Linked DNA regions of Homo sapiens: region 2 is linked to region 1. The links are chromatin loops, found by intact Hi-C in ENCODE. Cell type or tissue: GM12878. All regions are shown on one strand. Links, peaks and the distances in the headings refer to the core of each region. The heading gives the core; the rest is flanking DNA.

Region 1 (2,917 bases), core at 289-2,788:
CCACCTAGACTAATAAACAAACATTAATATTTTACTCACAGCCAAAAACCACCATATAATTACTAAAAAGACAAAAACAGCTCAATTTCACCTTAAAAATGAAAGTAATCACCCTAAATCTACCAACACTGTTCCTACGATTAAGCCCAACTAAAATATAAACAAGACACTACCCTGTTTTAAACATTATAAAAATTTTCTTCCAGAATAAATTATTTAAAAGTCCCATGATTAAAAAGCCTCGATGAAATTAAAAACATTCAACAACCCCAGAGGGATCCCTAAAATTAAAACTCATATAGACTCAGCCTGTTGTCCCCCCACCGCCTAGTGAGAGCCACTGGGAAGAGCTCTGAGGTCGTGCTCAGGGCAGGCGCTTGGTGGGTCAGGTCCAGAAGAATGCCTCCTCATCATAGCCTGCCCAGTCCCCATAGGTGTACAGCAGTCCCAGGTGACAGCATCATTTACCTCCTGCAGTCAAAGGTGATAAAAGTGGTGGGACAATTCCTCTCAAACACCACTCTGGAGATGTCAAAATATAAACATCTTGAAAAGCTGGGCTCTTCATCAAACTGTGGCCCACCAATGTTTGGGGATCCCCAAGATCCCTTTAGAGAGTCCATGATGTCAAAACTGATTTTATTACAGTAATTGCCTTCTGTGATTGACATTGCAACTAACCTTTAAGAAACTACCACTTGTTGAATTGTGGTCTAGTATATATTTTAAAGCCCACATTTACCTGAAAAGGCTATAAGAACACTCCTCTTTTTTCCAACTACACATCTGTGTGAGGCCAGACTTCTTCCTATACTTCAAATAAAACAATATATCCCAGGTTGAATACAGGAGCAGATGTGAGAAGCCAGCTGTCTTCTTTTAAGCCAGACACTAAAGAGATTTACAAAAATGTAAAAACAATGCCAATATTCTCATCACTTTTTTATTTGGAAAACAGTGTTATTTTTCACAAAAATATGTTATTCATACTAACACATAATAGGTTTATTACTATTATGTTGAAAGAATTAATAAATATTTTAGATTTTTCTATTTTACTTTCTAATACCATAAATATCAAGATTTAACCCACATTAACAGAAGCTCTTTGGGGTCCTCAGTAACTTTAAAGAGTATAGAGGGGTCCTGAGGCCGAGAAGTTTGAGCACTTTTGGACTAGAATTAGATTCCTGGGATGATTTTTACAAGTCCTAGGCCCGCAGAGCTGCCCACGTGCTTATGCAGAGAAGGAGCACAGGCTACAGAACAGACACCCCAAGCCACTGTGTAGCCTGATCTGTGCTATAAAACTTGAGGAAAGTGGGATGACTCAATGGATTCATTGCTGAAAAATTTGTTCTTGCACATTTTCACATCCGTTAGGTTTGGTCCTTTGTGTCATCAGCATGTAACTCTCCTTTCAGCCACAAGATGGCACTATTTGCATAGAAAATACTTTCTCGGGAGCCGTGTCTCTAAATTAGCTGTTTCCTAGAGAGATTTTGGATGGGGACAAGGAGGGTTTGGCGTTTGGCCCATCATATCCCTCCATACGCTGAATGTATTAGGATGACTTTCCTCTTCCGTTCCTCTTTGAAAACACCGATATTGAGGAACTGGTAAAAAGAGATTCTTTCTAATATCCACCCAAAGAAACCACTAGCTGACCCCTGAGAGAGGGACTAACTTTTCCTTGCCCCTTCATTAAATTCTTTAATCCCACTTCAGTTAATTGTTTCCCATCATTTATATTTCAGGCAATAATCTCGGGAAAGGAGTCATGGAAAGGGAGCAAAGCCAAACCCTGAACCAGCACAGGTAACTGTAGCCACCAGAGTTAACTGTGTGAAGAATGTTTCCCCAGAGGACTTCTCACGTGTTGTGTAAAAGTAGAGAAAGAAGGCTAGGGTCTAATTTACAACATAAAAGAGCCTCAGGAATATAAGAGGCATGGGAAGAAGTGAGACAGGTGTCCTTGAAAGAAAATGCTCCAAAATGTCTGATCACCTTTACTCTCGTCTCCCCTTCCATCTAACCCAGGTTCTCAAGCCCTGCACTTGACAATCACCTGAGGAGCCAAAAAAGACCGACAGGTGCCTTTCACCAGTGAAGACTTTGATTCCATAGGCAGGTGGGGTCAAACATGGGCATTTTTAATATATATTTTTTAATTTAATTTATTTTTTTTTTTTGATACTGAGTCTCACTCCGCCGTCCAGGCTGGAGTGCAGTGGTGTGATCTGGGCTCACTACAACCTCCGCCTTCTGAGTTCGGGTGATTCTCCTGTCTCAGCCTCCAGAGTAGCTGGGATTACAGGCATGTGCCACAGTGCCTGGCTAATTTTTTTGTATTTTTAGTAGAGATGGGGTTTCACCATGTTGGCCAGGCTGGTCTTGAACTCCTGACCTCAAGTGATCCGCCAGCCTCTGCCACCCAAAGTGCTGGGATTACAGGCATGAGCCACCAAGCCCGGCCATGGGCATTTTTTTAAAAGCTCCCAGAGTGAGTCCAACCTTCAGTCAGTTTGAGAACCACCAAGCCAACCAAATCAGCAATTGCTCAGACTGAGTGATAAATCCCAAATCATTAGGGAATTCTGGTTTAAAACAATGCTTGGCAAAACCCAGTCTCATGAGCGGATGTAATCTAAGTTAAATCCATTCTCACTGCATCCTATCCCACCCCATTTTATGACTGCGTGCAAGGGCAGCAAGTCGGCTGGTCAGCATCATCAGGGTACCTGTCACCTACTATAATAGCTAAGTTATGCTCATCTTCATTTACCCTTGAATCCTGAGAAAAGACTGGGTATGTCAGTTACATGTTATTTCCAAAGAACCTCCTGCAGAGAAAATCTATAGGTTCTTTAGACCCTGTAATGCAAGTGATCTTTTCCAGCTCCATAATGCTTTCTGC
Region 2 (2,917 bases), core at 174-2,673, 170 kb after region 1:
ACATGGTGAAACCCTGTTTCTACTAAAAATACAAAAATTAGCTGGGTGTGGTAGCATGCATCTGTAATCCCAGCTGTGCAGGAGGCTGAGGTGGGAGAATCACTTAAACCTGGCAGGTGGAGGTTGCAGTGAGCTGAGATTGCCTCACCGCACTCCAGGCTGGGTAACACAGTGAGACTAGAAGAAGAAAGAAGGAAGAAGAAGGAAGAAGGAAGAAGGAAGAAGAAAGAAGAAAGAAGAAGATGAAGACGAAGACGACGACGACGACGACGAAGAAGAAGAAGAAGAAGAGGAAGAAGAAGAAGAAAAAGAAGAAGAAAGAAAAAGTCCTGCAACACCACACCTTGTTTGACAGCCCTCCCACTCCCCACCGCCCCCCACCCTCATCTTTGGTCTGTGGCATTGCTGGCCTGTGGTTCTTTTCATGATGCTATGATTTGTTTCTTTTCATATTTGTCTCCTCCAAGAGGCTGTGAATCTCATAGGAGTAGATGGCATTTTATCTTTTTTCTGTACACACAGCACATAGTAAAATAACTGGTCCCTAGCAGGTATTCAATAAATAATTGTTGAAAAAATATATAGTTTCTTCTACCTGCCCAAGACTAGCTTTCTGCCTCAGACTGTCATTCAGCTATGATTTTGCAATCTTTTTCACCATCAAGCATTTAAGACAGATGTCAGATGTGCTGATTCAATAGCTCCTACCTGTCTCACCTAAGAGATGGAGTCAATACTCATTCTGCTTTTGAAGTGAGATACAACACTGGAGGGAAGGGGTGAAGGGGAAAGGGGACCAAATGCTCTTCAAATAGTTCCCGGGGAAGGCACCTCATCCTCCTTTTCAGATAAGCAGGTCCTTGGGGGCCAGGCTCAGGGGACAGTGTACCCCAAGAGCCTTCCTAGGGTGTGGTGGTTCATGGCCTCAGCCTGCACTAGGGAAGCCCAAGGTGGATACCTCAATTGGCTCCATCCAAGGGCCAAATGCCAAAGCCAGCCAGTCAGCCCATTCAGTGGGATCATCATTGGTAAAAGGGTGGCTGCCTGCGGGCTGGATCTGGCCCCAGATATATTTTGTTTGGCTCACAGGGTCTTGAAAAAATGTTTGAGTTAGTTGCCAATGTCTAAAAATTAGCAGATTATGCATTTTTTTAAAAAAATCTAGATTTCTAGCTTAACTAGAAGAACGGGCAACAATGGGTCCCTCTCCCTGATAGGAGCACTTTGTGGGAGGGGACCAGTGCTGCCCTCTTTAGGTGGGGCATGTGCTCTGCAGTTGCCCAAACTCCCCACCTCACTGAATTACTTCAACTCTCTGAGCACTATGCAGAGGAGTTTGCAACTCCCAGGCCAGGCTCAGCAAGAGAATCCAAGCACTGAGGCCAGGATATGTGATCTGGAGGAATCAGATCAGAATGTGGGAAGAAGCCCTGAACCAATGGGACAAGAGCTTTTTGTAAGAACTTTGAGACTTAGGCCAAGGTAGGGAGGTGATATGAAAGGTAGGGTTGAATGAAGGCTAGAATTAATGTGACAGATTTTTTAGAAAGTGTGAGAGTGGATGGCTTGTTGAGGGGTGTGTGTGTGTAAAATTTCATATCTCCAGCCAGCACATCTTTTCTGAATTCCAGATCTGTTTATCCAACTGCCTATTTGACACGTCTAATGGGCATATCAAACTGAACATGTCCCAGTGGAACTATAGATGATTTCCCCAAACCTGCTTCTCCTAACATCTTTTCCATCTCAGTTAATGGCACCTCTATTCATTCTTCAGTTGCTCAGGTCAACAACTTTAAGATTATTCCTGATTCCACATGCTCTCACCCCCATGTCCAGACAGTCAGCAAATCCTGTTCTAGCTCTACCTTCAAACCCCTCAAAATTCAAGCATATGTCACTCCCACTGCCATCACTCTGGCCTGAGCAATCATCTCCCTTTGAGATTATTGGAACAGTCCCCTAAATGCTGCACCTAATTCTGCCCATGCCTCCTGTAGTCCCTTCTCCATACAGAGGCCAGACCGATCATATGAAAATAAAAGTCAGGTCACATCATTGCCAGTTCAGCTGCTTCCAGTGATGTCCCATGCACTCAGAGTGACAGAGCCTCTGCTGTGACCTACACGATCTCCTAAGATCTATGAACCACCCTCTCCTCACACACGCCAACTTCCTTCTGACTACTGCCCCGCCTTGCTCATTTTCTCCAGCCACTCTGGCTCTCTTGCTGTTCTTTGAACACTCCAGGCATGTTCCCACCTCAGGGTCTTTGTCCTGGCTCTTCCCCTACCTAGTATGTTCTTTCCCCAGATATCCACTAACCAGTCCCCTCATTTAATTTAGGCTTTGCTAAAAGTCCCCACCTTGGGAAGGCCCTCCCTGATCATCCTATCTCAAATTCAGCCCTTCTTAATACTTTATATCCTCATATTTGCCCCATTTTTTCTTCCCTAAATTGTACCTATTTTTGTTGTTGTTGTAACTCTCAGCTAGAACATAAGCTCCTTAAAGACAATCCTCAATACATTTATGTGTCTTGTTAACTACCATACCCTCGGTGCCTAGAAGAATCCATGGCACATAGCTCATGATCAATATATGTTAAATAAATGAATAAATACATATTATTTCTATAAGCTATTTTTAAAGATCATACTTACATATGATCATTCCCCATGCAAAAGTATTTAATGGTCTGCCTGATGACATGAAATTAGGGGATAATACACATAACAGACCCGAAGTTTTAATTTCATAAAGAATATATATGGGCGGGTGCGGTGGCTCACGCCTGTAATCCCAGCACTTTGGGAGGCCAAGGCAGGCGGATCCTGAGGTCAGGAGATCAAGACCTTCCTGGCTAACACAGTGAAACCCCATCTTTACTAAAAATACAAAAATATTAGCCGGGCGT

What was found. Peaks named below come from ENCODE experiments on the same cell type or tissue, not always from the same donor. Only the 100,000 strongest peaks of a DNase experiment are listed, where the experiment ranks them.
Region 2: a loop joins it to region 1, with 6 times the contacts of the local background. A loop is called at or near these places in 11 of 110 quality-filtered maps.

The regions. Positions count from the first base shown.
Region 1 is chr7:29,407,465-29,410,381 of GRCh38, reverse strand. All of the region lies in intron 6 of CHN2 (chimerin 2), which reads right to left. Among named protein-coding and RNA genes, the nearest start is that of PRR15-DT, 150 kb to the left of the region's middle. In GM12878, for the core only: a CTCF peak has its summit at 1,428 (motif pointing right); a DNase peak (open chromatin) is centred at 1,471.
Region 2 is chr7:29,238,173-29,241,089 of GRCh38, reverse strand. The region is part of intron 1 of CHN2 (chimerin 2); the gene reads right to left. Among named protein-coding and RNA genes, the nearest start is that of CHN2-AS1, 31 kb to the right of the region's middle. In GM12878, for the core only: a CTCF peak has its summit at 1,254 (motif pointing left); no DNase peak of the experiment used is centred there.